3 separate regions of the Homo sapiens genome follow, and regions 1 and 2 are each linked to region 3. Evidence: chromatin loops called from intact Hi-C (ENCODE). Cell type or tissue: dorsolateral prefrontal cortex. All regions are shown on one strand. Each heading gives the region's core, and the rest is flanking DNA. Links, peaks and the distances in the headings are about the cores only.

Evidence for each region. A loop is a pair of places that touch in the nucleus more often than their neighbours do. Peaks named below come from ENCODE experiments on the same cell type or tissue, not always from the same donor. Only the 100,000 strongest peaks of a DNase experiment are listed, where the experiment ranks them.
Region 1: a loop joins it to region 3, with 8 times the contacts of the local background. A loop is called at or near these places in 9 of 110 quality-filtered maps.
Region 2: it touches region 3 in a loop (4-fold over the local background); 3 of 110 quality-filtered maps call a loop at or near these places.

The regions. Positions count from the first base shown.
Region 1 is chr4:92,384,267-92,392,266 of GRCh38, forward strand. All of the region lies in intron 1 of GRID2 (glutamate ionotropic receptor delta type subunit 2), which reads left to right. Among named protein-coding and RNA genes, the nearest start is that of GRID2, 84 kb to the left of the region's middle. In dorsolateral prefrontal cortex, for the core only: a CTCF peak has its summit at 3,390 (motif pointing left); no DNase peak of the experiment used is centred there.
Region 2 is chr4:92,547,802-92,555,801 of GRCh38, forward strand. All of the region lies in intron 1 of GRID2 (glutamate ionotropic receptor delta type subunit 2), which reads left to right. Among named protein-coding and RNA genes, the nearest start is that of GRID2, 250 kb to the left of the region's middle. In dorsolateral prefrontal cortex, for the core only: a CTCF peak has its summit at 4,023; no DNase peak of the experiment used is centred there; H3K4me3 peaks cover 306 bases.
Region 3 is chr4:92,297,492-92,308,161 of GRCh38, forward strand. GRID2 (glutamate ionotropic receptor delta type subunit 2) reads left to right here and starts at 6,475. Exons shown (of 16, transcript NM_001510.4): 1 at 6,475-7,253. The coding sequence starts at 7,166. RefSeq lists a silencer at 8,007-8,301. In dorsolateral prefrontal cortex, for the core only: CTCF peaks have their summits at 6,220 and 6,425 (motif pointing left); DNase peaks (open chromatin) are centred at 6,370, 7,250, 8,170, 8,570 and 1 weaker place; H3K4me3 peaks cover 4,931 bases; H3K27ac peaks cover 5,367 bases; H3K27me3 peaks cover 1,101 bases.

The DNA.
Region 1 (8,000 bases), core at 1-8,000, 84 kb after region 3:
TTCAAACAAAGTAGTCGAAGTTTTCCCTCAGCCACAAGAGCCCTTTATGTGGGGCTTTATGTGGAGTACAGTTTTAAAAGTATGTGTCTACATTCTGTGAATCAGCCATTGTGGATAATGTCATATATACTAACAGAGGAAAGAAGTGTACCTGTGTGTGTGTAGGAATATATATATATATATATATATATATATATATATATATATATATATTATTTATATATAATAAAAATATATATTATATATAATATTATATAATATAATATATAATATAATATATAATATATATTATATATAATATAATATATAAAATATATTATATTATATATAACATAATATATAATATATGTTATATATTATATATAATATATATTATATATAATATATAGACATATTATATACATATATTATATATATATAATATATATGAGACATATGGATGTTTGGGAGCCATATAAATATTTTACTTGCTGAATTAGTAAAACTTCTGATAAATAAGAAGATACTTCAAGATAATAAGTGTTAGGTAGTTTTCATTCTCTGAAACAATGGAAAAACGCTTGAATTTTCAGACGGTATTGTCCGTAAAGATTCACGACGCATTCTAGGTGTTCCAGGATGGCCTTGGAAGCAGTCAAAAGGAGAATGTTTATGGAGCTGAATCAGAAAGGATAGATTGCATCACCAATATACACAATGGGCTTGTCACATTTACTGATGGTTCCCTATGTACTGGGAAATGTCAGGTGATTCACATATAATTTGTCTTTTAAAAATATAAAAATATATCTGCTGGAAAAATTGCACCAGGTCAAATGTATTTTAGAGTATCTAGTGTTATAAAATAGATGTGTTAAGTTTCCTGCTATAAATGTTGATATTTATAATTTCATTTATTTTCATAAACAGTTAGGATGCACCTATTCAAGCTATCCTTTATTATAATATAATTTAGATATAATTCAAAATTTAGCTATAATTCCAAATTTTGCTCATTTCTAGACATGACTATATGACTGAATTGATGCTGAGGAGTTTCTACAAATTGTCAGTGTTTTGTTGTTAGTATTATTTGCTATTTTCAAAAACATTTTAAAATTTAGTCAATTTTGCATTAGATATTTTAATTGTGGCAACACAGAGTATCAACTGGAATTTATTAAAAAAATTATTAAAAATTGACTCATGCTTATATAGTCTAAGGTAAGGAAATCAAACCATTTTTTTTTTCCTACAACCATGTTAACGCTATGAAAACTCTCATGTCAAGATGTGCTATCTTTAGAACAGGAATGGAATTCATAAAATAGCTCTTTGCTACAGAGTTTTTCAGCTGCATTTTCAAAACCAAATAATATAATTTATTTTAAATTTAAATTTTAGGCATTTTACAGTAGAATTCATGAATTATTAGGTTTCTATACATTTGTTTAAAAAACAAATAGGTTAGAATACATAAACATTTGTGTCCTACTTTTGTACATTTGTAATATACCTTTGTAGTTCTACTTTTCATGTATTGTTTTCAATTATGAAATAATTAAGTTATTTGGATTTAAATATAGAAAAAATATTTAACTTTTGTTGTGAAGAAATATATATAATATACGTGTGTGTGTGTGTGTGTGTGTGTGTATATATATATATATATATATATATGAAATACACAGTTCATTTGCCCTTGAAATAAGTCCTCCAATAGGAAAAAAAATATGCCCTTTGTGAAATGTCGTCTCCTCACCACAGATAATGAAAGGATTGCTTTGTGATTTGACAATTAAAATTCACTTTTATTTGTCAGTATTTTGTATGATATTCTGTTCAATGACACCCTCCAGTTAAAACTCTACAATGTAGTAACATTGTATTCTGAATGGTAATGCCTGCATCTTATTGTTGTTATTTTTAAAAAGTTTAAAGCTAATTAGGAGACACATCTATTATTTTGCTACTTTATCATTATTCCCTTCAGACCTATGAGCTAGATTTTATCAGGAATGCATACTGTATATTCACTCTCAGTTTATTCATGCTGAGGGCATCGCTAATTTGATCATCAAAGTGTATGTACCATGTATATCCTACAGTAGATTCCTTAAAGGAAAACTAGGGCTGTGCTATTAATTTTAAAGTCCTAATGTATGGCTGTTAAAAATTAAGCTGTCAACATTCTCCATTTCCAGCAGTAGCACAGTAATGACAAAGACATATTATGGAAATAAATAGTAATTAATTTTAATAAGTAGCATTGTACTTACAGCATTGTCAACAGGAAAAATAAAAAATCTTTTATGGAGAAAATAAAGTTGTAACATCAAAAAATATGAAAAAGCAGAATATATTTATGATTAAATTAAGGCAATTTTAGAAATTAAAACTCTCATTTAGCAATATTTGATAAAGACATCTGTATTGCTTCTGAATAAGATATGTATTAAAATTATTCATAAGACAATATGGATTAAAAACAAACTTCTGGCTTCATGATACTTATTTATTGAGTAATTTGCAATTAATACAAAATATTTTTACTTTCTAGGGACAAGAGAAGAAAAACAGGCAATGCTATGGAGGATTAGAAAGCTGATTAACTTGAGATACATAGCCTCATGTTTATAAATTTGACAGAAAAAATGATTCACATTCTATATATCAGTCATTAATTTGGTACTGATGATAATGTGCAATGTATAATACATATCTGTGTTTACTCTGTTTCTTGATTGCATATGTAATGTGCTGAACAAAACCTAACAGAAAAGACGTTTTTGGTCAAATATATCAAATTAAAAGCACACTATTGATGGTCCGAAGCTGTTTAAACAGTTAATAGAATTATCTGTTGATTTCACCTGATTTCAATTATACTAATGTAATTCATGTAAAACCTTATATACTCAAAAAGTAAGGAATTTCCCATGGTTTTAAGAACATCTTAACTCTAGAAACACAGAAAAGGCAGAGAAAAAAAAAGATTTGGAGTTGTTATCTAGAAAAATTTCAGTGGTAAATTCTGATATTTTTCTTCTTCCTTACATGACTGAATTATTTCACATACTTTTTATTGTGTCTAAGAGATGTTTTGAAAACCAAAATAACAAACAGCATCTATGCATAAAATAAGAGCCAGCAAGTTGTGTGGAGAATGTGAGGTACTCTGCAAAGTGTATTTTTATAAGCCCTGATTTTGCTTTCCAATATGCTCCTTAATGACCAACAAAGAGGGATATTTCTTGAGGATGACTTCCCTTGACCTTTCCTATTTGTCTAGAGTATTTGACCAGGATAGATGGGAGACTATGCTGTGCAGTGGTAACTGTACCCAGGAGCAGGAACATGAGTAAGAATGTACTTGATGGAGACAAGGGAGGAAGGAAGTGTAAGTGGCTCTGGAAAGCTCCCTCTGGTGGAGAATGTCTTAATAATAATTCAGAAGCCATTACTAGAACAAGGAGATGATAGATTACCTATTTAAAGGACTTTCTCAATGTAGAAGGGGCCTTCCTAAAATTTCTTGTTATCTGTTTTAAAGTCTGTGGTAGAAATAAAAATTCCATTCCCTAATTCAAAAATTCAGCATTCTTCCATTGCCAGCCAAATTAGCTAAAGTTCAAACATAAAAAGAATCAAAGATCTTTGGGTTCCATATTTTCCTTATTCCCTTCCAAGTCTAGCTGGATTTCAGAGATACATTTATTACTGTAAAACAAATGCTCAATAATAGAATAACAGAAGACAACAAATCTTCCAACATTTTGTTTGATTTCTAAAATTTTTGTTACCGTTGTTGGACATAATATTTTACATTTCCTACCAGCACTGCCTGCTGCTTAAAAAGGTTGTTTGCTCATCTTCTGCTAGAGAACTCTAAAAGGGGTCAATTTTTCTCCGAAATCATTCTGCCAAGGGCAGTCGTTGATATTGCTGTCAGAAGAAAGAAAAAGACAATCTTATGTAGGTGGAGGGGTTTTAACCTTTTTAGGTCATTGGCTGTTTTAAAAATCAGAAAAAAGCTTTGGATTCTCTGGCTCAGCTATATACTCATAATATTTTGCATGCAGTTGCAGTATTTTCCTGAAGTCACAATAGTATTCCCAATACCACGGTTACAATAGTATCCCTGGCTCTCTCTCTGGTGAGCTACCACCTCATTTACCTTCCCACTGCCTCCTACACCTTGCCATGACTAGATCTTCTGAAGGTTAATGTAATTCCTCACCCCGAGGAAGGTTGAAAGTACAGTCTACATAATCATGCCCCACAACGGCTATCTTTAGCATTAAACACCCTGGCTCTAAGACTCTCATCTTTTATCACAGGAATTCTGCATTGTTTTCCGAGACTGGTTCCTACTAAGAAATTCCAGGTTATGGTACTCCAGTAATGAACACTAAATATTGAGAACTCCCTACTTCCGTAGCATTCATTTCTCACACCGCCAGTTAATCAGTTCCTGAATCCTTGCCTTCTATGATTGTGTTTGTGTATATATATGAAATAGACTTGACCCTCAGTCCTAATATCAGAGTTGAATCCCTGTTACAATTTTTTTGTTGATAAATAATATTATCTAATCACAATGACTACTGTAAGTATACAATTGGGAAATGTTAACAAGTGCTATGCAATTAAAAAAAGGTTTTGTGGTCAATGAAATGTGGAAATATTATATACCGCATTCTCTTTGGGAGTTTACAACGCCTTTCAACATACACTTTAAGTAGCATCACAGTAATGGAAACCGGCCCTTAATACTGGTTAACCCAAAGTTTGTCAAACATATCTGCATACATAACAATTTCTATAGGACAGTAGTTAATAACATAATGTTGATAGTTTAGGAAGTTTGGTGTTTTAGGAAGAAACTCATAGCCAAGCCTTTAATAAGATATATTTCTGTAAAAATAACTTCCACAGTACTCTTTATGGCCACCAGTATCTGAGATCATTATATTGAAATTATGGTTTATTAAAAGTGATAATTTAGTTGATCCTACTGTATTCCTCATACATAGCAGAGATGTGGAAAGGGACAGTATGGGGTTTGAAAATTTACAACTTCAAAAACTATTTTCCTTAAATAATTTTCTCTTGTCTGATAGAAAATCAGTGACTCTGATATGACATGAATCTGATTCCCTTCACTAAATATTCATGTGACCACCTTTTCTGAAAGGAAATAATACTCTAAGAAGTAACCATTAAAACTTTTATTATGTTCAGCTCCACAGTTAAAAGGACCCATTTTAATATCTAATTGAGTCTACTTCCATTTTAGTAGTTTACTATGAATGTCATGATTGTTTTCTAAGTAGGTGCTACAATCTTTATCACTGGAATTTCCTTCCATCTAAGAGAACAGAAACCGAGTTAATGTATCTGAATTTCAATAAGGCATTTACAAAGGTCTCTTTTAGTGTTCCTGTTGGCCAGATGGAAAAATATTCACTGATGATATGGAACTGGGTAGGCTTATTATTGGTTAAAAGTTTGTACTCAGATAACCCTGTGTTATGGATTTGTATTAACTGTAAGGAGATATCTAGTGATTTGTCATATAGTTTCATTCTTGCCCCTATATTATTCTAAAGGTTCATTATTAATGTGGGTAAGAACACTGGACTCAATCTTTTCAAAATTGCAGGTGCTATGAAACTGGAAGAAATATTAAATATGTTGAATATGTTGAATTACAAAATAGAAATTCTGGGAAATGGAGAAATTTTAAGAATTAGGTAGAGGTTAGCAAATCATGTTTAACAGAGCCAATTTTAAGTCCTCTTTTAAAAAAATCTAGCATCAATTAAACAAAGAGCACAATTACAGATGGGGATAAATTTGATTTGACTACAGCATGACTGTTTAGCTAGATTCTGAATTTAACACGGAAGACAGATAGAAACAAACATTAATTAAGTGCATACTATATGCACACCTGGGGCTAGTTACCTTCATGTACTCACTTCATTTACCTTCAACAACAAACCAGTGAATAGAAATGACTATAAATAGTATAATGACAAATAAAATTAATTGAAAGAATAACCGCCCCAAGATCATTCAGCAAATAAGTGTCAGATCTAACTTTTATTCCCAAATTTATCAATTAGAATTTGCATTGTTAGTAATAAAATATAGAAATATAGAATTTAAGAAGAGTGAAAAGGGTGGCTCTCCCTTGGTCCAACCACATCTAAAGGCTGTGTTTAGTTCTGGCCCTGACTGCGGAGGGAGGTTAATAGAATGGATCAAGTCCAGGGAAGAACAAACAAAATAATTTCACATTATGTGCATTTAAATAAGTTTGAATCTATTTATTTTGAGTAGGAAAGTTTTCTGGTAGGATATGATAATGATTTAATATAATTGAAAGGCTATCGTTTTAAATAAAAATTAGATACTTTCCCCTCCACTTTGCTCCAGAGAGAAATTCCAGGATCGATGAGAGGAATCTGAAGAGTTTCAGGTTTTACTCAACATAAGAAAAACACTTCATATTTTGCTGCTTTACCTTTTATTCCTAGCTCTTATTATCTTATGGTATAATATACAATTTTATCGTATATATTTTCTGTTTTTCTCACTAAGATAAAAGTTCCATGATGTCAAGGATTTATGTCTGCTTAATCATGGCATTTTTGGCACCAAGCCTGGTACCCAGGATAAAATAGGTGCCTAATAAATATTTGCTGAATAAATGAAATCAAACCAGAGATTATTGGATTCAACTTGGTTCTAGCAAATAGTTTCCTTACTGACAAACAGTATTTTCCTTACTAATAGCCAAAGAAGTATTCATATAATTTGCGAATTCATAAAATTGTACATATTTGAAAGCCAAAGGAGCGCTGAATTCTCAAAAAGTCATTTTAGAAAGTGGCCCAGAATGATTGATTAATCTATCAATCTCTATATGTGAGTACACTTTGGAAGTTTTTAGTCATAATGATGTTACAAATTGTCATCAGACTGTTTCAAGGAGGTATGAGCTCTGTAGTTAAACTTCCAAGGCTCTTTACTTGCAAGCTGTCTGATCTTGAACAATTGATACGACTTCATGGTTACTTTCAGCACCTTCCTCCTGACATTATTTTGAGGATTAAAAGTCATAATATATGTAAAGTACTTACTGTTACCTTGTGCTTAGTGTGAATATAAATATTAAATAATATTAACAGTATTAGTAGAAAATTATGGCATTGCTCTTATTATAGCTACTTACCATTCATACTGTATATCATGAAAATGATAAATATTGAGATTGTAAAAAAAACCATTCAACATTTAGAAGCACTCCCAGGGTCTTTGCAAAACAAAACAAAAATGCATAGTTCCTCTATTGTCCAGAATAGATAAATAAAATGTTAAAATATGGAATAAATAGACCACTGTGTGGATTACACGTATAGGTAAAAATGTCATCCTCAAGGAATATAATGTCACTCTCTACTCATTTTGATCTTCTCACTAACTTGATCTTTTTAGGTCCAACCCCTCTTCTGAGCTTTCCCTTCCTTCTCTTGAAGGATTGAAACATAATAGCAAGTTGAGTAGCCACAGGCAGTTTTGCTATACAAGACTAGCTCACTCTCTCCCATTACAGTGTTTTCTTTGCTTTTGTGAAAAGACTCCCACACTGGTGTCTGCTGCTAAAATCAATTCTGGAAAGGTATTTTAAAAAATGACCCTCCCTTAGGACGTGACAGATCTCTGATGGTGTCTTTGTCTTCCTTCTGTTTTTGAAAAAATCCACAGTATTTTCTCCAAAACTTTATTATGTTTTATGAAAACATACCACTGACAGCTTCCAATAGGAATCAGAAGATTTACATTGATTGACCTAGGATGCACTTCAATTATCTAGCCTGAGCCTATATCATCTTTTTAAAACGTTTGCTTTTAAAAAATGATTTATATTGCCCTGATCCTTTGAAAAGTAAATTTGACACATGATAACCCTTTAATTCTACATAATTCAGTGTGCACCCCTTGAGAAGCAT
Region 2 (8,000 bases), core at 1-8,000, 250 kb after region 3:
GGAAACCTCAATGGAAGCAACTGCATGTTGAAATAATTCTAGGTTCTACAAAAAGAAAGGAGAATATTGGCAACATAGTTGAAGGAAATGAACTTTAAGAAGTAGATTCCAACAGGATTAGTCTACTACTGTGAAATGGAAGAAGTAAATAAAACAAACAGAAAAAATAATTAAGTAGAAAAAGAACTTACAAGACCTGAATTCTTCTGAATTCCAGACAAAAGAGTAGGCAACAATAATGATAAAATGTATACATCTAGAATGGTACTGAGGACAGAAGGACAATTTGGAATAATATAATACTCTGAAGTTTAACATGGTCACTAAGAAGTATATAGAAGTAGAAAAATATGGAAATGACAAAATCAAGACTTCTCAATTAAAGATGTAATATGTTGAGTTAGGTGCACTACTCGCTGAGGACAAGGTGTATGTCTTCCTTATGTTTACACTTCTAGTCTGCTTGTGCTCAGCACTGCACTTGCCATGTAGCAGGTATTCATTCAATGCCCTTTTATTTAACCCAGTTTGGTAATCCAGGAAGCTCATTGTATTAGTCCATTCTCAAACTGCTATGAAGACATTTCTGAGACTGTGTAATTTTTTTTTTTTTTTTTTGAGACAGAGTCTTGTTCTGTCACCCAGACTGGAGTTCTGTGGAGCGATTTTGGCTCACTGCAACCTCCGCCTGCCGGGTTCAAGTGATTCTCCTGCCTTAGCCTCCCAAATAACTGGGATTACAGGCACTCTCCTGGCTAATTTTTGTGTTTTTAGTAGAGATGGGTTTTCACCATGTTGGCCAGGCTGGTCTCGAACTCCTGACCTCAGGTGGTCAGCCCACCTCAACTTCCCAAAGTGCTGGGATTACAGGAGTGGCCACGACGCCTGGCTGATACTGTGTAATTTCTAAAGAAAAGAAGTTTAATCAGCTCATGATTTCACAGGCTGTAAAGGAAGCATGGCAGCATCTGGTCATATTCTGGGGACACCTTAGGAAACTTTCATTCGTGGTGGAAGGTGAATGGGAAGCCCGCACTACACATCGCCAGAGAAGGAGGAAGTAAAGAAAGGGCAAGGTACCACACACTTTTAAACACCCAGATTTCATAAGAACTCTATCACAGGAACAGTACCAAAGGGAGAAATCTGCCCCCATGGCCAAATCACCTCCCACCAGGACCCATCTCTAACATTGGGGATTACAATTGAAAATGAGATTTGGTTGGTACATGTATCCAAAACATGTTACTCTTATTTGGGGAATGTAAGAAAGAACTAATGATAGATGATGATAGGAGCTAAAGATTTTTAGGTCTTCCGCAAAAAAAAAAAAAAAAATGAACACTTACCAAGTAATCTCAAATAGATGAGCTTTAATGAGAAAATGCCACATTGATTTTGCACTTTGAAGGAATGTATAACACTTAAATATTTGTTGGATGTAATTTATACGGTACCTACTGAAAATGAGGAAACTGAGGCTCAGTAAAATTGAACATTATACCATTAATGTGATCTGAGATATGGTTACCCTCAGGGACTATATACCACACCATGTCACCATGTTGTATTCATATTTAGTCTTCTTCTCTCTAGGAAGTGATCTCATTTTTGTCATTCTTCACTCATTGGATGAGTCCTCATTCACACACATCACACACACCTCCAACTATCTGACAATTCTTAGTCTTAGAAAATTCTCTGAACTCTGTGATTCCCAAGTGATGCAGAGTCAAACTGATGTTATTAAATGACAAAGGGACTGAGGGCTATTTAAGTTTTAAAAATCTAAATCTTAGCCTGAGGCCTTTACAGAAAAAGAAAAGAAATCCCCAAGAATTTTAAGGCATTTTTTGGTATTATTTTTGTGATTTCCATTTTTGAAGGGCTAAGATTCACAGTTTAGGTTACAGGTAAGTCATTTCATAAATAAATATGTAGTAGCTTAAAAAAGATGATGCCCGTGATGTTTCTTAAAATCCTAGTGGTCATGTTTAAAATGTAACATGACACTTGATACCCTGCATAATCTATATGACTATATGTACTTGAGAAGAAATACTAATGTAATCTAGTAACTCTTTATTCTCTTAATGAGGTATGCTATTCCATAGCTCTTTAGCTTTTTGGTAGGGTAAAACTCAAAGAGACAACCCACATAACATTAAAAAGAACTCATTAAATAAAATGCAACATTTTGAGATGCATAATTTTCAAATGGAACCACTGTGTATTACAGTGAGATAATTAAATATTTTATGTTTTACCTGAACTTCCAGAATAAGACATTGATATATACATTTACAGTATATAGAGCCACTGATTTTACCATGCATAGAAGTGGATGGAATATCAAAATGCTTTGTTCCAGTACTTTGTGATTATAATGAAGACTTATGGTTTTTTAAATTTTGACAACTTTTAGGCAACAGTAAATATGAACACATAGATTATATTTTTTGTTTGTAGAGTATTTATTAACTATATAAGCAACATCTGTGAAGTATAGAATAATTTCCATCTACAAAAGGAAAATGTTGTAATACATATTTAGTTTATAATAGTATGTTAAGAACCATCAACTTATTCTTTTAATTCCATATTCCACAGATGTTCATTAGACACCTACCATTAAATGTTAACAAAATTTCTTCATGGGTGAATTGAATACACTTAGAGGCAACCCATTTTTTAAAAAAGTATGAGTATAATCTGGATTCCTGTGAGTATAAATGTAGCTCATATTTATTAATGATTGTTTACTCTAAAAATATTCAGACTGGTTTGGCAGGCTCTCTGTCTGAGGCTTGAAGAGCTTGCTCTGGGATCCTTGTTTTCTCAGCCTCTCTAATTGAGGGCACCTTCACAGTTTCAGGGTACTTTACAGCACGGAGAAGAACCTAAAAACAAAACGAAAACATGATGGGTCATAACTATGAGGAAATAAAAAGAACTGTATAAATTGCAAAGTCTGAAAATCAAAAATGTAATACTTGAACTAAATTCATTTTAAGATAATATTAATGTGGAAAGGAATGCATCTGATTGATATAAAAAGTGTAAGAACACTTGCAGTTTAATGTTAAGCAGTTACATTGCAAAGACTAGTCTCAAATTTTAGAACTTCATTGAAAAATCAGTCATAAATTGTTTCTCCATAAACAATTAAAAACCAGTTTTCTGATTCTGGTTAATTGTTTCTTTTTCATTAAATTTGTTAAATGGGGATCACTAAAAGTAAGGTCTCACAAGATAGTGTGCATATTGCTTTACATTTTAAACTTCCATATGGCAGATCTTTCCCCTGTGAACTTGAAAGGATAGATAGTATCATTTTATTTTATAAATGATGACATCCACAGAGGCTAAGTGATTAGCTGTGTCATTCCAACAAATAGTAGACTGGAAATCTAAATCAGTATTTCTTTGAAGGGAAATATATACATCTACACCTGTGTGTGTGTGTGTGTGTGTGTGTGTGTGTGTGTACACGCATTTCTTATGTCACAGGACTAACACAATGAAATGTTATTTTAAGAATTGAAACTTAGTGTGAGAAGTATTATGTGCAAATGTATAAAACATTGTCACACATTATACAATCGATCCCAGATTGTGTCCCTTAGTTGCCTGTAGCATTGACATTTAACTTGTCTAAAACTAACTTTATCATCTATAAAATGCAACTAATAATATCTGCCTTATCTCAGAGATAGATAAATTCTATGTGTCAGTGCCTGGGAGGATTACATTTGTTTTAGCTAATCATTCATTTATGCATCTATTCATGCAACAAACATTTATTAAGTGCATTCAATGTACAAGCATTAGTGAAGATGTTGGAGATAAATTAATGGACTTATACTGCATGAAGAAGAAATGTATAAATCATAAACAATAGTACAAACACAAATAATACCATCGTTAATAACATCAGACAATTATAAACATGTTGCATTGGTTGGAGAGGAAGCTGAGGATTGCTGCAGTAGTCTATGCATGAAGTGAGAAGGGCCTCTACTGGAAAGATGCTGCTAGGAATGGAGAAGACTTCATATTTATGAGTAATGCATTTTAAGTAAGAGAGATAAGGTTTCTCTCTCTCCAGTAGAAAGGAATAGAGAAAAAAAGAGCTGAGGAAAGTCAGTTATGATGTAAAACCTAAGATAAAGGCAAAATAGTAATAAGAACACTAAGGGGTGGGCAGTATTAGAGGAACAGTGACAATTTCAGTTTTGATCAGGTTGATTTTGAGGTGACTGATACATTCAAGATGAAAGAAAATTCAAAATTGGAATTTAGATGAAAGGGTAGTGCATGTATTCAGAGTTAGCAGTACTTCGGTATGAGGAAAAACTAAGTTTCTGATTAAATGTTAAAAGACCAAAGTCAGAGCTTAAAACCATACTGATACTAGAATGCAGAATGGGCAAAGCAAAAATGAAAAAAAAAAAAAGTAGTAATATCCCAGAAAACTGTGAAGGAAAGAATAGAAACTTTGTGAACATTAAAATTAGCACAACAGCCAAAAATGAATACTGAAGAGAAACTATCTTAATTTAATAATAAGCAGATACTTTGTGACATTTGATAGAGTAGTTTCAGAAAACTTGTGGGAAGTACAATGGGTTACAGAAGGAACGGTTGGAGAGGAGGTAGAGAAAGCAGATGTTGCACTGCAAAATGGTGTGAAGTAGCTGTAAGACAGAGCTATTCAAATGATGAATTAGTAAAATCCATGATGGCTGAAGAGAAGAGATGGAAACTAATGGAGAATATAGGAGTTTCCAGAGGAAGACGTTCTCTTAAGATCGAATGAAGCAGATTTTAAAAGCTCAGCTACAGTAGATGACTCTTAAGAATCTAAAGGAAAAGATGAAGGGTTATGTCTTAGCAAATAGGGAGTTGAAGTTTTGGGGAGCAACAAAGAATGTCCAGACGAAGGGAAGGCAAAGTTCAACATTATAACTAATAAAAGTTGGATTGGATGACTTGGGGACTTAGAATAACAAGCAAAGCAAGTCTCTTAATTCTTCCCTTTGGAATTATATAGACTGAACTGACCCATCTCAGGCATAGCTGAACAATTCCAGTCTTCTCTCTCAGTCACCTTTGGTTGCTCCAATGATTTTGCCAAAGGTAGATCAGAATGTGTGTTTTGGTGAGCAGATTTGCTCACATAAGTGAAACAATGAAATGGGGGCAAGCAAGAGGCAGGCTGCAACATACCTACTTGCTTATTTCTTTGATATCACCTATAGGATGAGTCATTCTTCTTTTTGGTGGGTGGGGAGCAAGGCTAAGAGGCCATAATTTTTCTCCTTCGAAATTCTTTCCCTTTATGGAACTTAGAATAGGGTGATTACCAATTATAGCTTAATATCTAAGACGGACCTAACTTTGTTCCCAGAATGCACCTGCATTGGGTAATCTGTGTAAAACACAACACATCATATAATTCTTTATATGAAATTTTTATAATGTGTTTTGAATTTTTTTGGTGGTATAATCTGTCTTTGATAGCATAGGAAAGGATAATTCATATAAAAGCTGAAGAATGATGGTTTAATGTGTTGAACAGAATATACCATGAGCAAAAGCTTGTTGATTTGGGTAAGTCTCTACCTTGTTTCTTTAGGAGAATGTCATTTATGACTCCTCCTGCATTTGTATACCTTCGTAATTCTCAGTAACATAGAAATTTGATTTATAGGTATTTTTATAATGTATATATTTTACATAAAATATTTTGATGCATCTCACTTATTTTTTAATTGCATAAATTATATTGACCACTTACATCTATTATTAATGACATACCTCCCCAACTTCCCAAATCCTTATCATTAACTTTTCTTTTTTTTTATTTTTAGACAGTCTCTCTCTGTCGCCCAGGCTGGAGTGCAGTGGTGCAATCTCGGCTCACTGCAACTTCTGCATCTGGGTTCAAGCAATTCTCCTGCCTCAGCCTCCCAAGTAGCTGGGACTACAGGCATGTGCTACCATGCCTAACTAATTTTCTGTATTTTTAGTAGAGACGGGCTTTTGCCACGTTAGCCAGAGTGGTCTTGATCTCCTGACCTCATGATCCACCTGCCTTGGCCTCCCAAAGTGCTGGGATTACAGGCGTGAGCCACCGTGCCCAGCCTATCATTAACATTTTTATTTATCTCAGAATCATAGTATCAGGATATCTTGAAGGATTTGGCCAAATATATTTCAGCAACATATTCAACAACATTATGTTAAACATGAAAAACATGAAAATCACATAGGTATGTATATATTGAGAGACTAAAGGGAGCAGAAAAGCAAGGTACTGATAATACAGAAGGGCTGTTGTTCCTAGAATGGAAATAGCTGAGATTGCAAAGGGGCAATTAGAAAGATGTCATGGTGTTAACATAACTTTATATACGTATACACATGCTGTGTTCATTTATGAGCGGCAGTAAACCTATAGTGATGCCGTCTATAAGAAAGAAACAGAGAAATCGAGTAATATGATTTAGAAAATAACAAAGAATCTGTTATAAAGTAATAATTATCACATGAAATCTGACTTTCATATTTTCTCAAGCACTTTGAAATGTACAAGGTTCTGTTCCGAGTATAAAGCTTGCTGAAGACCATTTTTTTCAAATTTATAGACAAAATGTAAAAACAATTTGATAAGTTCTCATTTCAGAAAGTTTATGTCAGTGACATGAAAACATATCAGTAAATGCATTGTTAACAACTTAATCGAGTAATTTGCCTGTCATCATGACTCCTGGGTAATGTCAAGCTGTTTACAGCTAATGTAATTTTTGGTAGAAAAAAATCTATCCATTGGACATTTTTCATTTCACCTTATGGGAAATATTTTATTATAGTAGACAAGTTTCCAAAAAGAGATTATTATGAAAGTAGTTATTCTAGCAGTAACTTCTCAGATAAATGATCTGTATAAATATTTTTCTCAATCTCTGAATAGAATCCCAATCAGGAGTATTGGTATTACATGTAATCCAACTTCTAGCTCTATCGTTATGTATTTGTGTCATGTCAGACATTATTTTTTACTGGTTGGCCCTCAATTTTCTCACCTTTTGTCCTTAGCTTTGAACCAATCAAGTTATGGTAATTGTGTTTATTGCTCGTCAGTAAAGGCAACTATAATAAGATATTTTGCATAAGGTTAGAATGTATTACAGTTGTTTAATAAAATTAACTGATTAAAATGCAGGGAATATTTTTCAAAAAGAGAAGGATGATTTTCAGGGTGGGATCCAGTCGTGAGAGTTGCATGAGTTTGCAGGCAGAAGTACCATAAAATATTAAATAAAAGAGGTTCTTGAATGCCAAGTCGAGGAGTGTGAATATATTTAATATCTGTAGGGTATGGAAGGCAGTTTCCCTCACTGAGTGAATATAAAAGGCCATATTAACCCATGAGAGTTATCCGCAGTTAGCATTTGTGTTGAAGTAAAGTTGCACTAAATGTATGTAGGGTTATAGGAGAATGATTTAGATCATATGAAACTGTGAAGGGAGAAGAACATACCAGGATGAAAGAAGTAATTTAAGAGTCAAAGCTACAGATATTTCAAGTAATATGTAGGAGAAAAAGAAGCTTAACTTCAATTTCATTAAGGATAGTGAAAATCCATCTCAGTAGTGTTCAGGATGATAACAGATTGCAAAAGAAATGGAAGGAAGAGATGGTGAGAAAAATGAAGGCAGCTGGCATACATCATATCTTCTAGGGGTCTGGCAATGAAGAAAAATAGAGAAAAACTTCCTAAAATATTGGGATGAAATTTACTTAATTGCATTTTGGCATGTTCTCGAGGCTTTTTAACTTCTCGTCTGTGGTTTGTCAGAAGTAAAGACAGCTTTTCACATTTCCTGTCTTTTCAAATTTGGCTTCCAAGCCATGTTGAGGATGGAGTTATCTTCAAATTTCAGGGGTGTGATGTTGCGTATTGGACCACAGATGCTCCTCAATTCTGTGAGGA
Region 3 (10,670 bases), core at 2,671-10,670:
AAGAGTGTTCAGTATGTATTATAAAAAGGGAAATTGAGGGCTAAAAACATTTGGGATATACTAGGATTAATACAGGTTAATGATTTGTTTCCTAGTAGACTTCTCTTGACTTTTAATATATTAATTTGCACTGCAGATCTGTAAGAGAAGAAAATATCTATTTAGCACTTTACAATCTTATGTGACCACGAAGCCTCCTTTATTTTTTTTTATTTTTCCCATGAACAGTATTCCATAGAGCTCAATGTGGGAAATGCTAGTTTAGATATTTTTTAAACACACTGGCATTTAAAAATGTTTAAATATTGTCTTATTTTCACAATTTTGATTTTGTTGTGTCTAATTATAGTTAAACTCTCTTGATGAAATAAAAAATGTGAAAAAGCAGCAAAGTTTAGAAAAAGGAGAGCAAACAAAATGTTGATAGTGTAATTTTATATTAACAAACTTCAGGTAAATTCTGTGAAATCTAACCCTAAATTTAGTGTCCAACCACCCCCAACTCAGCATTCTCTTTAGTCACATAAACCATACTACAAATAGTTCAAGTTAAATTTGGGCAGAGATTCATATTTTGGCTTCTATTGCTGAGATAATTTTTATTGACATATTCCAAAGAACCCTTTGAAAATATCTTCCATCTGTTCTAGACCAAATGAATAACCACTATTTGTGTTGTAAACTATGGGACTGATAAATAGGCAAAATAATCTTATGAACAGAAAACTTTGATACCTCAGTTATCTGTTTATTTTGGAATTAAGATGATTTTGTATTATGCCGCATGGGTAATATTCCACAATATTTAAAAATTTTTATTTTATCCTTTTCTTCACTCCTTAATTCATTCATCTATTCATAATCTGTTAAATGCTTAAATTCACCACCAATTTGCAGAACCAATGAGGAATAAGGAATCTATTGTATTTAATTCTAAATAAATTATGTAGCTATCCACTAAGAAATGAAATGTTTTCTATGACTCCTTTAAAATCTTCAAAGTCAATATATATATATTATACATATGTATATAAATCAAGCTTTTGTTTCTCTATTTACACTTTCTTCATGACTTGTGCTACTATAAAATACAATATATTTTATACCAAAATGTACAGTTTATCTGTGGCATATTCCATAAGTATACTCTATACGGAGCCACTTATGTGTCTAGACAAGTATGTTACAAAAAATGTTGTAAATAAAAGTTAATTATGAGAAAATAAAATTTGATTTTTTTAGGATTTAAAATGCTAATGTACACTATAGTTGACATAATACAATTGTTTTTGGCTTTTGATATACTCAGACATTTGCCTCAACTAATATGCCACATGAAAAAGATCAGTGAAATAATTGACAGAAAATTTCTTTCCCATGGCAAAGTGTAATTTCTTATTTCAAGATATATAAGATATGTATTCTTTAAAAAGCAAATAGTTATATTAACTCATTTTTGAAACTTTAATATTTATACCAGAAATTTGAATCACAAAATAATGTCTCAGTTTTCTAACCATCCTTTAACTCAGGAGTGAGTGGCATATTATTAAAGATCGTTCTATTGGTCTTTAATTCCTAAGCAAGTGATCAAACTAGAGAAAATATGAATAAAACAGATATTTATTGGAGCCTTCTAATAGAAACCTATTACTTCTATGTGAAAGGTTTAGGAGAACCAGAAGAAATAAAACTTCAGAAATTCAAGTTAACAAAAAAAACCTTAAAATATAAAGTTTGCTTCATTATAGCTATTTGATTAGTATGAGTTAATAATATCCTTGTAAACTGTTAAAAGTAGAGACATTCAAAAAGTAAGCTGATTAAATCTACATCAAGCATGGCTGCCATCTTGTGGGGACAGGATATAATGTATTGAGGGGCCAATCTCAATAATGTGCCCCTTTTGGGTTAAAGTCATCATTTGTTCTCCATCAATCAGTTGTTTGATGCTTATCAACATTTCTCTTGAAATGCCACATCAACATTTGGACAGAAAAGATAAGGTAACTAAAAGGACTATTAATGAATCCCTGTTTCTAAAAGTTCAGTATCATTGCCAATGTATAGACAGTAAGAAAACTTTAAAACTAGAAGTTTTTCACTTGAATCAACCTTAAAAACAGATAAGTTTGGTAAAGCATTCATATTTATTAATCATTTAAATTGCAAAATTATATTAGAATTTATATCTAATTGAGTTAGAAGATAATATGGCATTGTCTGATAGGGCATATAGATTTACAGTTTCATAGATTTACAGAAAGCTTTGAAAAGAAGAAAGAGATTATGAGTTTATTTTAGAAGGGAGGGAAGAGGGAAGGAAAAGGAAAGGAAGGGAAGGGAAGAAGAAAGGGAGAGATGAAGAGAGGAAGGAAGGAAGGAAAGAAGGAAGGAAGGGAGGGGAGGGGAGGGAAGGCGAAGGAAGGGAAGGGAGAGATATAAGCTATTACTGAGGATAAGATTTTCACTAGTGTCACAGACAAAATAGTTTGACAGAGCGGTAAGTGGTAAGTCAGTGTGAAGTTGACCTGAAAAAAATGAGGTCAAGATAAGGCCAGCGTAAATATGTTATACAGGAATATGTAATTTAAGTATTTTTTCAAAGCTTATTTAAAAGTCAAAACATGTGCTTTCTAAGTTTAAGCCTTCCAACAAATATTAGTACAACTTCTGGAACTCAATTTTCCCATCATTGTCTAGAAAACCAAGACACTGAATGAGAAAGCCCCTGAAGCCTCAATGAGCTCTGAACTTCTTTGATGTGCTGAGTACAAAAGTTACTCTTTCAGTCCCTCAACCAAAGGGAATTTATGTTTTTCACATCTGCAAATAAATATCCCAATTACAATTTTACAGCCATTTATCACAACTACTTGCATCTATAGATGATCAGTCTTTGCCTTTTAACAGTTTTCCTTTCATGCTCATATTAAGGTTGAAATGTACTTGGAATCTTTTGTGTGACTAGCCATATTTGTAATATGAATAATATAATCATAAATAATTAGAAATAATGATCAGAATTTATTGTGTCCCATTTTGATGATATTATTTTAAAAACCAACTCTTTTAAGTTTCAAATAAGTTGACTCATAAATTCATAGATCTTTATACTAAAACAAAATAAAACTCATGAGTCATTAAAATATAATTGAACAGTTCGTTAAAATTGACCAATGTAAGTTGATTTACTGCTGTTATAACAATGAGCAGCTGATTTTTAAAATTTAAGCATTGGTATTCTTAGCAGTTTTAACAGTGAAAATGAAATAATTATATGTTCCAAGAATTTCTATTCTATTACCTTGCTTTCTTTCCACAATTGTGCATGATTGAAGCAGTCAGCATTTGTAGTTTCCCCTCCAATGCAAATCAGTTTTTCTCAAAAATTCTGCTTTTCAAAGAAAAATAGGCATATTAGTTTAAATCTTGGGGTAGTTCAGATAATCTATCATTTCTTCAAATAATTGATGTTCAAATCATGATCGATGCCTGAATGAAGTAACAGTCTCCACCTTGGAAGAATAAACTCAACAAACATGATTTACTTACATTTTATTTTAAATAGTTAATCATTTGTTATAAAACTTTAGTTAATGAGGGTATTTTCCTGCCAATACATGCCAGAATTTCACAAGGTTTGAATTTAAGTACAGTGGGCCAGGTACATCACTTATTTCCATATAATAAGGCTTGAATTAAAGTTAAGCAGCCTTAATGAGACCAACAGATAGCTGTCATTAAAACATTTAATATGCACAGCTAGTGAATTCATATTTTTTCTTCTGGAATTTAACATCTAACTCACACATTATAAATATTTGTATCCAGCTAACTACATATTACATTATGACAGACAATTTTCTAAAGTAGTAGAAAATATAGTTAATATATATTTATTATATATTTATTAATTAGGAATCATTGAATGTAGAAATTATTTCAACAGTAAAAAGACTGATTGTTATTCTTGAAAAATCAAACAGCCAATGTTAAATTTATACTAACTTTCTTGTGTAACTTTTGGAAAGCCAAAACTTGTTGTTCTACTGTTTCTTCTGATTGGCAGGAGTGGTCATTATACCTTAAGGGCTTTTTTTGATGTGTCACCCAGACTCATTTAAATGTCTGAGTATTAGAACAGTGATTCTGAACTATGGCTGCATAGCAGAGCCCTGTATAGAGGCTTTTAGAATATATTACAGGCTGTGTCCCAAACTCCAGAGATTCTGATTAAATTAGCCTTAAGTGACCATTTTAAAAAGCTTCTCAGATTATTTCAAAGTGAATCTACATTTGAAAACTACTAAACTGGAGGATTTGGGAATAATGAAAATGCTTTGCTCACAGTACACTAAAACATTTCCAAGAGGGGAAATAGTATGAATATGACTATACAATATTTGACTTTCTCCAGGACAGATACTCATTAGCCAGGACTGGACTAGTTAATGCTCTGAAGTTCTTCCTAGTTATCTTATTCTAAGATATCATGGTGTTCTTTCCATGTTAAATGGTTATAATTTTTCTTGATAGAATACATAATGACTTACCAATTTTTAGAATGTCACTGTAAATAATATTTGAAGGAAGCTATGGGGAGTGCATCTCTTCTTTCAATTCATTATCTGAATAAGCAAAGTATAATCTATGGAATTGCATCAAAACACTTTATAAAGTAAAATGACATTAACACCAACATTAATATAATCAATATTGAGTCAATGTCTACTAATGGAAACAAAAGATAAGAGAATGATCAAAATTGAGAGTAATTAATCAGTGAATGCTTCTTGGAAGCACTGGTTTGTTCCAGATTCAGAAGGAAGTGATGAAATTCAAGTCAACAAAGGGGTTCTCTGTAAAATGCTGTGTTGAATAAAATGTGAATGAGCTTTGGTTTTCACTCTCAAGGCATTTATGATCTAACTTAGTAGTAGTTCTGTCTAACTCTAATACAAAATAGGGTGTGTTACGACAGCATAGAAGATAGATGGATTTATTCCACATTAAAGGACTGGACACTACTTCATGGGCAAAAGGAATTTGAACTAGCCCTTGAGATGGTGAAGGAGAGTGGTTGGGAGGACAAATACGTGCTTTCCAAGCAGAAATATTAACATAAGTAAAAATATGGCAGCAAAACATTTTCTGGAATGTTCAGGAAAAAGTGTACAAGATGAATGAAAACAGCCAGAAGTGAGAATGTACAACTGTGTCTGGAAAAATAGTAACCCAATTCAGAAGGCTAGAGAGAAGGGCTCAAGTGAGGGAACGGGAGGAAAAGAGGTTTGCCAAACTTGGAGGTAAGGCTTTGAAAGGTTGTGTAATGAGCTTGACATCCACACATCCAACATTCCTAAAGAATTCCAATTATAACTGAGACAATATTATGACATTAATACCTGACCTCGACTAGTCACTCGATTGTGTTAACAAATCTTCAGTTTGCAATGAGGCCAGATTGACATAAGTCAATCATTATAAGAAAAGAAGTCACAATGATCAGGATTTTATCTTAAGGAATAAGCTTGCAGAAAATCCTTTCACTGGAGACTGAGAGGCTGTCATTCAGGACTTCCTCAGCTTTTTCCATGGAAGAGAGTACCCAACTTCCTCATTCGGAATTTATCTACATAGGTTATTAAGCTACTCAATGAAATATTTTGACCAAATGTTTATGAAAAATTTTTCTGTTTTATTTAATTATTCTGCTTTTTTATTTTAATTTCAAGATCTTTTCTATCCTGATAGAGAAGAATTTCTATCAATAGAAAGGATTTCAGGAACCTTTCTCTATCCTGATTGCCTAAAAAATACACTGGAGACAGAAAAAAAAAATCATTGTATAAAAGGTAATTAGCACGTTCTCTCCTTTTTATAACTTTATAATTGAAATCTCATTAAAAGCTTTCTAGGTCTGTATTTCCCTAAGTGACCAGGTGTCCCTAATTTGTTTTCAACCAATGTGACTAATTCCAGGCAAAGACTAGAAAAAGTCTGATACCTGTTAGAGAATAGCAAGGTTAAATAAGTGGGGTGGCTTTTTTAGGTTGCATTTAACCTCGTAAAATAAAGAAAGGAAAAAAAAAGCTTCAATGTCTTTTTACAGTCCTGCCTTTTTCTCAGTCCCGGTTGAAGATTCCATGGGAAATGAGAGCACTATTTTGTTTCTCCCTTGTATTGCAGATAGGGGGAGGAGGTGGTTATTAGAGAGAAGCTCTTCCTCTCTTGGTTTCCCCCTCTCTCCGCCTGACAGCACCGCTCTCTCGCAGGCTCGCTCCTTCTCCTAGGTGATCCATTTCTAGGCAACGTGGGGCTGGTGCTGAAGCTGCCAGGCTCGCTCCTTGCTTCCTGCATCCCGCCAGGCGAAACGCTCCAAAAGCATCCTGCAGCCTGCGGCGGCTTCCCTCCTCTGGCCCGGCCCCGCTGCTCGCGCCCGGCGCAACCCCCCCGCCACCGCGCCCCAGCAAACCGGCTCCCCGGGCCCGCCTCGCCAAGCTGCGTTCCGCGCCTCACGCAGAAAGGGAATTTTCTCTGCATTACTATCTGCATTACCTTGAAGTTCACTTTTTCTACCCCTCTTGGAGAGGGCTTTTTTCCCCCCTCCCTGGTGGAATCTGGCTGCTCCGTTTGGAATCTCCTAATCTTTCCTTTCCACTTAGATTCTGGCAGCGAAGACCAGTGATTCTCTGCGGGCTGTAGGGGCGGGGGCGGGGGTCTTTTTTGGTCCGAGAGGGTGCGGGGAAGGGGGCACATCCGGCGTGAGGGGGGTGTTGGAAGTTGCAGCGGAGCTGGGACCGGAGACCCGCGGCCCCCGCGCAGCGATGGGTCTGATCTGAGCCCCAGCCTCTCCCCCTGCCCAAGAGCAGTAGAGGCTGGATATATTTTTCAAAAGCCAAACTGCAAACAACTCTGGCGATGCCAAAATTCCCCTCCAAGTGACACGGCTTTGCGAAGGAGGTTTCCTCAGGCTGGGCTCTTTCTGTCATTCCCTTCTGCCTTTCTCGGCGACGATAAAAGGCTTTGCTCTGGCAATAGGAATTTAGAAAAAAAGAAAAAGCTGCGCTAAACTCCACCGTGACCTCAAACTCTTTGGACTGTTTGAAAAAAAAAAAATTGGAAGAAAATCCATCCTCCAAGAGAATCGGCATAGGAGGAGATGGAAGTTTTCCCCTTTCTCTTGGTTTTGTCCGTCTGGTGGTCTCGAACCTGGGACTCGGCGAATGCGGATTCGATCATTCACATCGGTAAGAAAGTGTTGGTGCAGCTCGTGGTTACTTTTACCGTTTCAGTTCTCAAATGTTTCCCCTTCGCTTTCCCCCTCTCCGGTCTCTGTGTGTCTTGTTGGAGGTGGCTTCAGTTCATTGCCCCTTCCCGCTACCCTTCCCTCACACTTGCTCAGTTTTCTGAAAGGATGTGGATGCTCGAACCTCGACTGACTTGTGCTGTTGTTTTGCAGTGATTCGTGGAATGTGGCTGGATGCGTGGGGGTCTCGAGTTGACCTGAGTGTGAGTGTGTGCTGGGAACTGCAGGGGGATTCTAAGTGTGTGGGGAAAGGGAGTTTAATTGACTCTTATCTTCCATATTTTTTTTCCCGGATGTACATTTGCTCCATTTAAAAATTTATCTTTGGGGGAGCAGAGAAGCTGTCACCTGTGAGATGAAAAGAACTGGGCTGGGGGGTAGGGGGAGCTCCCTTCGGATCGAACAGGTGGTTTTGCAACGTGAGCCGGCTGAGTTCGCCGCAGCTTAGTGCGATGGTGACGGGGGTGCCGGATGCGCCCCCAGCCACCCTCTCTTCTCACATCTTCTTGGCTTTATGATCCTTGCGTGTAGTCTTTGAGACGGTGGCAGGAGGGGCTGGCGGCAGTGTCGCCAAGGACTGATTGTCGCGTGCCTCGCCTCCTCGGACACGCTCCCGGGGCCTGGCGCGGCGGCGAAACTGACCCCGGGGCGCTTGGGAAACGCGGGGAAGCGAATGCGCGCAGGCTGCTCCCGAGGTCTGCTTAGCAGATATCCGCCTTGCCTCGCCTCGCCTCGCCTCGCAGTCAACTCCGAGTAGCCGCGCAAGGCAGACAGCGAAGGCGCCGGGACTACTGCGGGCCGCGACTCTGAGAAGGACTGCCGAGCGGGCTCCGAGATGCTGGTGGCCCCACCTATTGGCAACCAGACGGGCCGGGACTGGCCGCGGCGAGCAGGGGCGGGCGGGGGGCTGCGCGTCATTATCATGCACAGCGCTCGCAGCTTCAGGCTCCAACTCTACTCACTTGCTAATCCGTGAGAGCTGAGCGGGAGACAGGCTCTTGCAGCCTTTTCTGCGTTAATGCGACGATTTCTTTTTCGGAAATTCGCTTACCGAGCCAGCAAGGTTTCTTTGCTGGGCTGCAGAGAGGTCCCTTTGGGGGAATTTTTCTGGGCACAGGACTTTTATCTGTACGCATGGCTTGGTGTTCTGCAAATTGAGGCGACAGATGGGTCACAGCTTCTCCCCTTTCTGTACCCCTGCTTCTCCACCGCACAACACGCATACACATACACACACGCACGTACACATACTCCTGGTAGGGGAATCTGCTGCAGGTGGCGATTGTGCCCGCCCAAGCGAGGGATTTCTGTCTAGCGTGCGCGCCCACAGTGGCCAGCCCCTCCGCTCCAGGGGGCTCCCTCTCTTGGTCTCAGAGGCTGTCTTTGTAAACATGTCTGCCATTCTCTATCATTTATATCAGTAGAACTGTCTGTCTCTGTGCAAGGGGTAATGAGGTCAGGATTCAGAAAACCTAGCGTTTGTGCATTAAGTAAGTCAAGCACTAATAGCTTGCCTGCTGGATCCCGTTTTGCCTGGGGGCTAACAGTGCCTACAGATTCAGAACTTTTCAGCAAGAAATTATGGTCTCATTGAGTGGTTCAGCAATGTTCTGATAGAGTTCAGAAATGAACTATGCTCCTTTTAGAGAAATGGCATACATTTATATCTAGTTGTAAATGATTGGAGCAGGAATGCAGATATATAATCATAATACCTTTATATTCATTGTATGATTAGGGATTTCTGATGTAGGCTCCTCATCTCTCAGGAGGGAAAGCCTGTGGAAGAATGCTTTTTTTAAATCGCTTATTCTGTGGTCTGCATGATAAATACATTATTTACAAATACCTACAGCTTTTGCTATCCCTTACTAGTTAAATATTATTTTGCAATGCAGTCTGGACATCTGTTTCAAAATAGAACAAAACTGTTGTATTTTTTAGTTTGTATACTGTTGTCTGTCAGAGTGGCTATAATCACATTTAAAAATTAACTGTGTACAAATTACAGATTTCTTTAGAAAGTTGGTTGTATACATTAACTGTGTATATCCTACTAACAGATATAGTTACTTCTGAGACAATTAATTTGACTTGAATATAATTAGTACATTAGATGAGATAATTAGCTGTTTTATAGACTACCTAATATTGTCATGAGGCTAGCAAATTGTTTCAAAAACTTTATCTTTTATAATATATCGAAAAACATTAACTCCTAAATTAAAAAAATAAAAAATGATGACGGGTAGTATGTGTGTAATTCAGTGCCTCCACCCCTACTCTCAGCAAAAGTATAGTAAATTCAAAACCGAATGTCCATATTAAAATTGTAAAGCACCAGTTAACATGAATTGGATTAGTTTCCTTACTTGTTTGAATAGGAAAAGAATTAATTTTCTTTAGGAGGTGTTGCCTTCATTTAAATATTTAATGTGAGAAATATGTTTCTGGGGAAATATATTAGTTCAGGACTGAAGGAATGAATGTGATGAAACTGGAGGGAAAGGGAATATTTCACCTCTAGCGATGGAAGGAGATATGCAGAAATGAAAGGTTTTCCCAGCCTCATGTGATGTGTTCAAGCAGAAAGTAGCTGCAATATGTAGTTCAGGCAAACTGGAAAGATGAAAAGACACTGCTCTAAGAGGCTTTTTATATATTGAATTATTTTGGTATTGAACCAACTTATATATACATGAAAATCATCTCCTTCTTTCTCTCTTTCTCTTCAGTTTTTACCTCATGCCGGTAGTTTAATAAGGTCAATTACACATTTTAAACTCTAATATGTTTTGTTAAACATATTGATTCACTACAGTGATGAAACATAATGGTTAAACCATAATGATTGAAATGAAAATGTATTTATTTTAGTCAAAAATGCACAATTTTATGATTACTTTGAGTTTCAAATATTTAAAAATATTTAATCATTACGTATATTTTTAATACACATCCACACACAGATACACAACCATATAGTATTTAAAAATGAATCACTTCCATTGTGATCTTCTTTGCCCCAATTAAAGAAAGGTCTTTTGACATATAAAAACTATGCAATTTTGAATTATGCTTCTACTTTGAGCCTATGCATTGATTGAGTAATTTCATCAGACCCACATTACTTGATTGCTTAGAAGTTTCCTAATGATCTGCATGCTGTAGGAAGAACCAAAAAGTCGTGAGTGGAATGGCAATGATACTGTGTTTTATGAGGCTATTCAGAAGTCGCTCTGATTTATGTAGCTAGAAAGCTCCAAAGTCTTTGAGATTAGCCACGCTGACTGCTATTTTCTTCATACATCAGTCGTCCCACACTCTTTACTCCCTAAACACAACAGGAGTTTAGAGC